Regions from separate parts of the Homo sapiens genome. Here region 1 is linked to region 2. Evidence: chromatin contacts called from ENCODE POLR2A ChIA-PET data. All regions are on one chromosome and are shown on one strand. Each heading gives the region's core, a stretch centred on a gene start or an enhancer-like site at or near the end of the contact. The rest is flanking DNA. Distances are from core to core; before and after follow the strand shown.

What was found. ChIA-PET counts read pairs that join two places held with the same protein, here RNA polymerase II (POLR2A).
Region 1: POLR2A ChIA-PET joins it to region 2 with 19 read pairs in MCF 10A. The contact joins two enhancer-like sites. POLR2A ChIA-PET finds 5 or more read pairs at or near these places in 4 of 52 experiments (BJ, H1, MCF 10A and 1 more).

Annotation. Positions count from the first base shown.
Region 1 is chr9:33,318,373-33,323,297 of GRCh38, reverse strand. It overlaps NFX1 (nuclear transcription factor, X-box binding 1), which reads right to left. Exons shown (of 24, transcript NM_002504.6): 8 at 4,468-4,567; 9 at 4,171-4,388. Among named protein-coding and RNA genes, the nearest start is that of NFX1, 30 kb to the right of the region's middle. Within about 2 kb of position 2,382, at least 6 of the 41 ENCODE cell types and tissues checked have a DNase peak (open chromatin) inside an H3K27ac peak, as active enhancers do.
Region 2 is chr9:33,157,553-33,162,643 of GRCh38, reverse strand. All of the region lies in intron 1 of B4GALT1 (beta-1,4-galactosyltransferase 1), which reads left to right. Among named protein-coding and RNA genes, the nearest start is that of B4GALT1-AS1, 6.8 kb to the left of the region's middle. RefSeq lists enhancers at 540-1,534, 1,554-1,683, 3,102-3,241, 3,272-3,451, 3,562-3,621. Within about 2 kb of position 3,308, at least 38 of the 41 ENCODE cell types and tissues checked have a DNase peak (open chromatin) inside an H3K27ac peak, as active enhancers do.

The DNA of each region.
Region 1 (4,925 bases), core at 1,133-3,632, 160 kb before region 2:
CCCTCTCCACAGCTTGTTTTTGTTGTGGTTGCTTATTTATTTGTTTTGTGACTTGGCTAGACTATTTCAGTGAAGTCTATTTTCCCTACAGTATGTAGCCGCTGGTGTCACTCTTTGGATGGCACAACCTTAGGGGTACAAACTGACCCTGGAATGACAGTCGTTTCAAGCAGGGCTCTCTTTGTCTTGATTCCCGATCTCTCTGTTAAACTGTGTGCCTTATTTGGATTACGCTCAGTCTCAAGGATCCATTAATTGCAGTTCTATTGTTTTTGACAATGTTCCAGGGCATCAATTGCTCAGCAGTCTGATCCAATTAAATTTGGGAAGGAATAGTCTTTGCTGTAAGTCTTTGAGATTTGTTCTGACCTGAAGAGGGCTCCTCTTAGCTACCTTTCCCTGATTCTCTCTGATGAACTAGATGGCCTACAGTTTAGTTACTGTTCTTTAAGGTATGTTATCATTTTCTAAAGTGTCCTTAGGCCTGTACTTCCCCACACTGTTTCAAATAAAGTCAGTTCCTTTGGAGAGTACCTCGGAGCTCTCTTTTGTTATGAACTGTCTCTCGCCCTGGGAAAGGTCTCTGAGGCACTACTCTGGGTGCTGGGTGGGATAGTAGCCTCTTGCCTTCTTGGCTTGCTTCTCTCAGTGGAACCTCTGCCCTACGAGTGAGCTGGGGTGAGGACGATTAGGGCTCCAGTATTCTGCTGCAAATGGGATGAAGCCTCCATTCTGTAAGTGGGAGCTTGGTGGAGAAAGGGAGCCCTAACTGCTCAGCTGCACTCACCAGAATTTCAGCCTCTTCAACTTGGAGTTGGAGGGGTAGAGAAATGTTGACAATGTGGCCTTCCCAGTGAGATATGGTAAACCTGACTGGGAGCTGAGGGGAGAAGAAGCCCCATCTTCTTGTCCACACTTATCCTGAGTGGAGATCTGTCAAGCTGAGCTGAGGGGAGGAGGAAGGAACTAGCTAGGGCTCAATGCCACAGACTCTTGCTGTTGTTTACCAGAGTTTTAGAAGATTTTGTTGAATAAATATGTCTTCATTTGAGGTATGCTCTTAGGGCAATTTCTAGAGACTTTTTTTTTTTTTTTTCGAGATGGAGTCTCACTCTGTCACCTAGGCTGGAGTGCAGTGGCATGATCTGAGTTCACTGCAACTACTGCCCCCCAGGTTCAAGCAATTCCCCTGCCTCAGCCTCCCGAGTAGCTGGGATTGCAGGCATGTGCCACCATGCCTGGCTAATTTTTGTATTTTTAGTAGAGACGGGGTTTCATCATGTTGGCCAGGCTAGTCCTGAACTCCTGACCTCAAGTGATCTGCCCACCTCAGCATCCCAAAGTGTGGGGGATTACAGATGTGAACCACTGCACCCAGCCTCCAGAAACTTTAAATGGTTGATTTTTTTTTTTTTTTTTGAGACAGGGTCTCACTCTGTCAGCCTAGCTGGAGTGCAGTGCTGCATTCATGGCTCACTGCAGCCTCAACATCCCAGGGTCAAATGATCCTTTTGCCTCAGCCTCCCAAGTAGCTGGGACCACAGGCACGTGCCGCCATACCCAGGTAAATAAAAAATGTTTTTTGGTACATACAGGGTCTTGCCATGTTGCCCAGGCTGGTCTCAAAGTCCTGGACTCAAGCAGTTCTCCCACCTTGGCCTCCCAAAGTGCTGAGATTATAGGTATGAGCCACCATGCCCAGCCTTGATGGTTGCTTTTTTATAGTTTTCCCTAGCTTTGTTTGCTTTACTGGGAAGCAGATCTATGGGAGCTCTTCATGCTACCATCTTTAAAGTAGAACTCTATCCAGTCTCTTATACTGAAGCTGTGTCTCTGGGATGGAAATTTCCTACTGAGTGAGATACAAAAGACCTAAGCGAGCTTTCTATAGATAAGCTAGGTCTGAACAAACCTGACAGTCATTGTTATCGCTAGCCACACGCTTGTCTCTGAGCTTCTCAGTCAACTCAGCCTATTTCCTTAAAGGTTTTCCATGATACCTGCTGAGGTATAGCAGGTACCCTCTTATCCCTTAACCTGGTCTTGTCCCATCCCAAGGTCTGTTACTGCCAGTTACTACCCTTCTCTTGCTCAAGTCCCTTTGCATTACCCATTTCACATTTCCTTCTTCTCTCATCACCAACAGGATACATGAGTGCCAGGGTAGGATTTCTGGTCATTATATGTGAAATTCTTATAAAACTGACTCATGTGCTTTCCGAAAGGGGATTTGATTTACTAGTCATTTGATCTCCATATCATAAACACATTTTCATGGCAAGCAGAGAACCAACAGATGACTGGCTTTCCTAATGCAGCTGGAATGTATATTAAAATACAAGAAGACAGCACTTCTCCTCTATACACAATTTTAAGGTCAGATTGAGAAAAAGGATTAAGTAGGGTGTTCCCACTGATTCACGCTGGCACTTGAAAGAAATGTGAACTCTCTCCTTTTGATGAAATGGAAACCAAACCTAAAGATTCTAGCTTTACCTCACAAGATACATGGTTAGTTTTAGAAATAATTTTCCTATTCAATCTCAGTTGCCTACTTTCCATTTTTTTCTAAATGCATGGCCTTTCAACACCCACTCAGGAGAGAAGTTGCCAAGTCATTGCAAAACTGCAGACATACATTCCCAAAAGACTGAGTCAGATAGGCTCAGTATAGTATTACTTTGTATCTAATTCCAATGAGCTTTTTCTGGTTTCTATATTCAAGTAATCAGAAGCCACAAATCAGAAGAAAGGGGGAATTACTAAAAGTAGACAGGCAAGCATACTAAAAGCACTGATAAGAATATAAACAACAAAAAGCTTCAACAAGCAGATACAACAATTCAAACTGCTCATTGGTATGGGGCATCAGTCTGAGAAACCTCAGCAGGCCAAGGGCACCACTGCATTCAGTGTAATACAGTAACTGGAGTTCATAAAAATGATGACTCTGGGTCAATGAGAGAAAAATTACAACACCTTCAGTAAACTCTGTTTAAACATGAAATGTAAATTTTAGAAAAATATTCATCCAGCCGGGCATGGTGGCTCACACCTATAATCCCAGCACTTTGGGAGGCCAAGGCGGGCAGATCACCCAAGGTCAGGAGTTCAAGACCAGCTTGGCCAACATGGTGAAACCCCGTCTCTACAAAAATACAAAAAAAAATTAGCTGGGCATGATTGCAGGTGCCTGTAATCCCAGCTACTCGGGAGGCCAAGGCAGGAGAATTGCTTGAACCCAGGAGGTAGAGGTTGCAGTGAGCCAAAATCACGCCACTGCACTCTAGCCTGGGCAACAGAGCGAGACTCTGTCTCAAAAAAAAAAAAAAGAAAAGAAAAGAAAAGAAAAATATTCATCCAAAATGATGTTCAATAGGTGCTATCCTCGTATCCTCAGCTAGATGGGAAACTTAGCTACAGAGGCTGACATTCCTTGAATGATCTAAATGGCTGAGGTTCTATTGTACTTACAATTTTAGTTCTTTGGCCAGGTACAGTGGCTTACACCTGTAATCCCAGCACTTTGGGAACCCAAGGCGGGTGGATCACTTGGTGCCAGGAGTTCGAGACCAGCCTGGTCAACATGGTGAAACCCCGTCTCTATTAAAAATACAAAAATTAGCCGGGCGTGGTGGTGTGCGCCTGTAGTCCCAGCTACTTGGGAGGCTGAGACACAAGAATCATTTGAGCCCAGGAGTCAGAGGCTGCAGTGAGCTGAGATCCTACCACTGCACTCGAGCTGGGGCGACAGAGCGAGACTCTGTCTCCAAACCAGACTCTGTCTCACCCACAATTATTTTAGCATGTTCCTATTATGTGAAAAGGGTTTTCAACACTTGCTGAACCCTGGATTGGTATAAATACATATAGTGTTCATTACAGTACAGGCTCCTAAGAGAAATCATAACCCCTATGGAACAGTAACTCACCACAGTTGTCCAGAGTTAACAATAAAATACCTGAATCAGAGAGATCATTTGGGCAAATGTATGGGTTTTCACAAGTATATGTTGAGGAGGAAAGAAAACGTACCTACATAAATATGATCATAATATTTAGAAACCTCTGATATTGTAACTAGCACTTACTTCTACATTGCTTAAACACTCACTGCTGCCAACCATTTACAATAATATTTTTAAAGCCAACTTTACGCTTACTAGTTACCTAAGGAACCACAAGGCAGAGGCTTGCCGCACACTTTTCCACATGAAGGCACAGGGTCCATGCATGTTTTCCGACTACTACTTCCAAGTTCTAGCAATTGGCTGAGAGGAGTTTGGCCACAGGGGCAACAGCGCACCAGCTGGGGGAGCCGTGGGCATTGCTGGCAGGGCTGAGGGTGGCACACTTGCGAACATGTATGGTTACCGCATTTCAAGTCCCTGTTAAGAAAACACACTATTACATAATTGTTGCATAAAGTGCAGCTTTAGTTCAACTGAAGAAAACGTAAAACCTTACTTGCCACATATCTTTAAACAGCTGAAATCCCCAAATCCATCAGACTTTCCTACATCGGTTCCACATAACACATCTCGGGAGGTGCTGCCGCAATAGCATACTTGAAGAGAAAATTTCAAAAACAAAACGTTAGTAACATGTATGGGTTCTTAAAATGTCACAAATAATCTATAAGAAAATACAAAATGCGGGCCTGGCACAGTCGCTCATGCCTGTAATCTGGGAGGCCAAATAGAGTACTGATCAGACCTATGCAGAAATGAGTATAGTTCATACAGCAGCTCTAAGACCCGCCTAAGAGCTTTACCATAGGAAGAAATTAAAAAAGCCTTGTTAAACTATTAATATCTCATAGTGCCTCTGCAGCACATTCCAAGAACAGCATCAGAGTGAAGCAACCTCTAAATTAAGAGAACACTATCTGGTCCATAAGGCCGTGGCTGAACACCATTCACTGT
Region 2 (5,091 bases), core at 2,059-4,558:
TCTTCCTGGAGGTTACTATTCAATAGTTGGCTAGTGCACAGGTTCAGGGGTGACCTGATATGCCCTAGCGTTTCAGAAGATCCCTGCAAGGTGTGTCTTTTGGTCCATCTGAAGGGTCTTGTATGGTGATCTTGTATGGATATCCGTGACGGCTAAGGCATCTGATAACTTCATTCCTTCAGTTCCAGCAGTGTTCCTGTATTATGCTGGGCACTAGAGCTACAAAGAAGAAAACAAAGTGCCTCCTCTTCAGGAACTCTTAATTTAGGCAGGGGAGGCATAATTGAACAGTGCTGAGGTCATCTAGGGGAACCAAAGTGTGTATTTATCCCCTTCCCTATCACTCCCCTCCCTCCTTCATTTCTTCCTTTCTTCTTTCAGAAACTCCAAGTTCATATCAAAATTCTCCAGCCCTGGTTTTATTTGGTTGTGTGAAAATTTTCCTCTAATTTCTGAAGCTATGCATTAGTTCTGCTGAGTAATCTTTAACTTGCTGCTTTATAATGATTATAATGAGATATCACTGGGTATTATGGTCTTTGGGTAGCAGCAGGGTAGGGATTTCCAGGCTGGGACTAAGCTAATTTATGGGTTGGGAATTATGGGGCAGTTAATAGCAAGGCAGTCCAAGCTTTCCACAGATTCCACCCTAGGGACCATCCAGACTTAAGGAACAGGGCCGGCAGGCTCATCCCCTTTGCACTCAGCTGGGCTATGGGTGTGTGTTTGTGAAAGAGGTTTATTCAGTAGTCATACCTGCTGATTTCCCTGCTATCTGTTTACCCAGTGCCTCCTGTACCTTGTTTCTTACTCTTTGTTCTCTGCTCTTACTATGAAGAAGCAGAGACTGGAATTCTGCTTGAACCCACATCTACCTGGAAATTCCAGTTTTTCTTGTCCAGTGGAGCAGCAATCCAGTTGTTTTAGGACAAATGGTCTGCCCTTGAAGCTTAAATCCTTTGAGGGCCTGGCATGGTGACAGTTTTACATTTGGCTTTGGTATAGACTGGTGTGGTCCCTGGGCAGTGAGGTCACTGTAAGGCCAGCCAGCCAGACCCTGGCTCCTAGGGGAATTAACAAGGCATGGGATTAGACTCACAGGGTCCCTCCTGTCCCTAAACTTGGTAGGGGTTCCTGGGAGCCAGACTGCGATTAAGATTGTAGAGACCTGAGACCTGAGTTGTAGGGGCCTCTGTGTTGATCTGGGCCATTGCCGGGTGAGCTGAGGCGGTCACTAGCTCAAGGAGTGATCTCAGGATATTGTTCTGTAAGTCAGAGACCTCCAGGTTGGAGAGTGGGGCTTGGGGGTGGGGGACAGGGTTTAGTGGGGAGCTGGTTCTGGGTGAATGTGGCCTAAAGGGATTTGTCCTTAGAAGACAGAGGGGTGAGTCACACACTCAGTGCTTCAGGTTCCACTTTGCGGCTTGGCCTCAGCCCGCCCCTTCCCTGCACAAATGAAGGCCAGGGGCTATATAATTGGCTGTTGCTGAATTCTTTGGCAGTGATTTTAAAGTCTGGTCTGGGTGTGTTATGTAGCTGCTTCTCTATCCACTCCCCACACCCGCTGCTTCTCCAGAGCCCCTCACAAAGCCCAGGCAGAGAGAGAGAGAGAGAGAGAGAGAATGACTTGCCTCACAGAGATGTTGGGGATAGGGATAGGGGTATGGGTCTTTGCTTTTGCCTTTTGAGGGGGGATAATCTCTTCCTTCATTTTAAAAGTAAAAAGTAATGCAGGCTCATTGAAAATAATTTGAAAAGTTGAAAGAGATATAAAAGCACACCCAAATTCCTATCACCCAAAAGAAACATACCGGCATATTTCCTACTAGTCTTTTTCATGTTTAAGAATATAGCTGATATATTTTTTTTTCTTTTTCTTTTTGAGACAGGGTTTTTGCTCTGTCACCCAGGCTGGAGTGCAGTGATCACGGCTCACTGCAGCCTCGACCTCTCGGGCTAAGCGATTCTCCCACTTCAGTCTCCCGAGTTGCTGGGACCACAGGTGCACACCGCCATGCCTGACTAATTTTTGTATTTTTTGTAGAGATGGGGTTTTGCCATGTTGCCTAGGCTGGTCTCGAACTCCAGAGCTCAAGTGATTCACCTGCCTTGGCCTCCCAAAGCGCTGGGATTATAGGTGTCAGTCACCACACCCAGTGTTATAGCTGTTGTCTTTATAGATGAACAGATAGATTGACATAGATTCATGTAGATAGCCTGGTGTTCAGCATTTTTCATTTAAGATTCTGTCACAGACTTGACCCTATACCTTTAAAAATCACAAAGGCAGTATCATAGTCTGTCAGCTGAATATGCCATAACTTAAAAAAATCATTCAACTGTTGCTGAACACACACATATACATATATAGTTTTTGTTTTTTCTTAGTGATGTAGTGATGCTTGTGCAGAAAGCTTTATGTACTTTTTGGATGGTTTCTGTAGGAGAGCTTTCTAAAAAAGGAAAAAAAGTGTTGAATGTTTTTTGAGAAGGGCTAGATTTTCAAGCCAGTCTTACAAAAGGATAGACTCATTGGAAATTCCAGATTTGCTTAGTGCTGGCAGATGAGTATCACTTATTGCTGAACAATGTGTCTAGAATTCTGATTAAAAAAGAAACTAGGTCCAGGAAGTGCCTGGGGGCAGGGGCAAAGGGCCAGGCTGCAGGATAGGCTCTTAGGATCTGGCTGAGCAGAAATCTGCTGTGAACAGAATCGGTGGGGGTGATGCTTTCTCAGTAACTTCTCCATTTGTTTCTTTAGCAGCTAAGTCCCTGTGCTGGACTTCTGTGGACTACTGTGGCTCTGGGGCTGTGGTTGTGGGTGAACAACAGCTAGCTAAACCAGTGCTGTTGACATCATTGAGATGTGACGCACAGGAAGGTGGGAGCAAGCTTGCAAATCAGATTCTGAAACATATAGCACAGCTCTCCCACCTCCAGGTGGTCCTGAGATCTAGGGAGGAGCCATAGTGAGAAACTTTAGGTTTCTAGGAATTCTCTTAGGGAGAAGCTCTCTTAGGGAGAGGCAGAACCTGGTTCTCAGTTGGGGCTGATTCAGGTGGGTTAGATCAATAAAGCCTCAGGCCAGTGTGCCAGGCTATTCCCAAGGAGTATACTTTGAAGTTACTCCCTTTAGAATGTCCTCAGTGGAGATAAATTCTCTCTGAGGAGCAGTTTTGTCTGCCGGGGTCATTTGGCACAAAGCCTGGAGTGCTAGGGCGAGGTTGCACTGAGGGAAGGGGCAGGATTATGTCAGCAGTGTGACGGATACAGTGTGAGGTCAGGCTCCTTCCTGCCCCACCACGGGGGCCTAGAGGTCATGGGGAGGGTCCCTGGCAGGGGATTCAATCATTGCTTGGCCCCATGACAGAGTATATTCTAAAAATGCCTTAAGTTTTTTTCTTTCAAAGTTTCTTCCTGTTTTGCATAATGGCCTTTTGCCTTTGACATCCTGAAACCGCAGAGCTGTCATTGGTGTTGCAGGACACTGCCAGCTTGAAAAAAATCAACAACAAAAAAAGAAACAGGAAAGGATGTGGAGTTCAGGGTGCGGCCTAGGGAAGCTGGTATTTGCGTTATGGGATTGTGGGGATGTGGTATTAAGGTGTTGGGTAGCGCCTGACATTTAGAGGAGTACTCTGGGCAGAGTCCCTGCCTGCCCAAGAATAGGTAGAATTGAGTCTTCACACCAAAGTCAGGAGAGACCCCCTCCCCCCAGGAAGAGAATGAACAGGGACTCATTTCCTCATTCAGCAAACTTTTATTGGTAACTACACTATATGAAGTGTGAGAGATAGACATGAACAAGAGAGGCCCCCACTCTTGGGCAGTCCCTTAGTAGTAGTAGATAGACTCTGGCAATATGGTGTGGTCAGAGAGAGGAAGCCTGGGTGCTTTGAGGGTACTGAGGAGGTGCAGGGAGCCAAATGGGTGGTCTGGGCCAGGGCCAGAGTCAGAATGAAGGACCTCTCTTCCAGACGTTGATTTTAGCATCTCTGTCTCTCAGTATGTTTGAACAGTCTCCCTTATTGGAAGGGCAGGAGTCTACTGCTAAAAGTAACCTGCGATTTCCTCTACTTGCTGTCATGTGGAAAGAATACTAAAGCTGAAATTCCAAAAGTTGCACACCTTTACCAGCAGGGCAGGAGAGGAAAGGAAATGGAGGCAGAGTGAGCTGAAGATGATAAAAGAAAGAGAAGGTGGTGCAGTTTGGACTGTTATGGACAGAGGAAGTCTGAGGGTAGCTGGACTGAGGGATCAAAGGGAGGCAGTTGAAAGGGAAGAGAGCTGCAGAGAGGGATTTCTTGGTCTGCAGAGGGTAGGAGCAAGCCTTGAAGGCTGCTGGAGTGAGGATTCCGAGCCCTGGTCTTTATTCTTTTTCTAATTCATTACATCATTTTAGGCAAGTCCTAACTCCTTTGGTCTCTGTTGTCTTTCTGAAATTTGAGTGGGCTGGGCCTGCTGGTCTTTAGCCTCTGTCTTTCTCTACCTCCTAGATTCCAGTTTGGCGAGTGGGGGGGAAAACCTGGTTGTATATGCAACGTGAAAGGCCTCTGGAATTCCTTTTGAAGCTCACTACCCATGAGGCTTCTGCTAAGGATTTCATCATGTCTGTCTAAGCAGACATAAAAATTTTAGCAGGTGGATGACCCGTAGAAATGGCACAAGGAATGTTTCTTTCTGTCACACTGTGGTATTTGATTTAAGAAAGTTGTTATCCTCTCTGTGCCTCAGTGTTCTCACTTGTAAAATGGCAATAACAGTATCCACCTCATAGATGTTATGAAATACAGGTAGTAGCCACGAAAGGGCTTAAAACAGTGCCTAACACAGAATAAGTTGTGAATATATGTTATTTATTATTGGTAGTATAATGCTTATTTGTGAAGATTTTGGCTTTTGCTTTATAGGACCTTTTTTTTTTTTAGTTGAAAATACAATGTTACCATGTTAAATGTTAAAAAAAATTCTACTTACCATTGTAACAGAACATGCTCCCACTTCTGTAACAGAGCTTGCTATTACTTTTCAAATGCATACATATTCCAATGCATATATTCCAATGCAGTTGTAGAGTGAAACTGTTTGCAT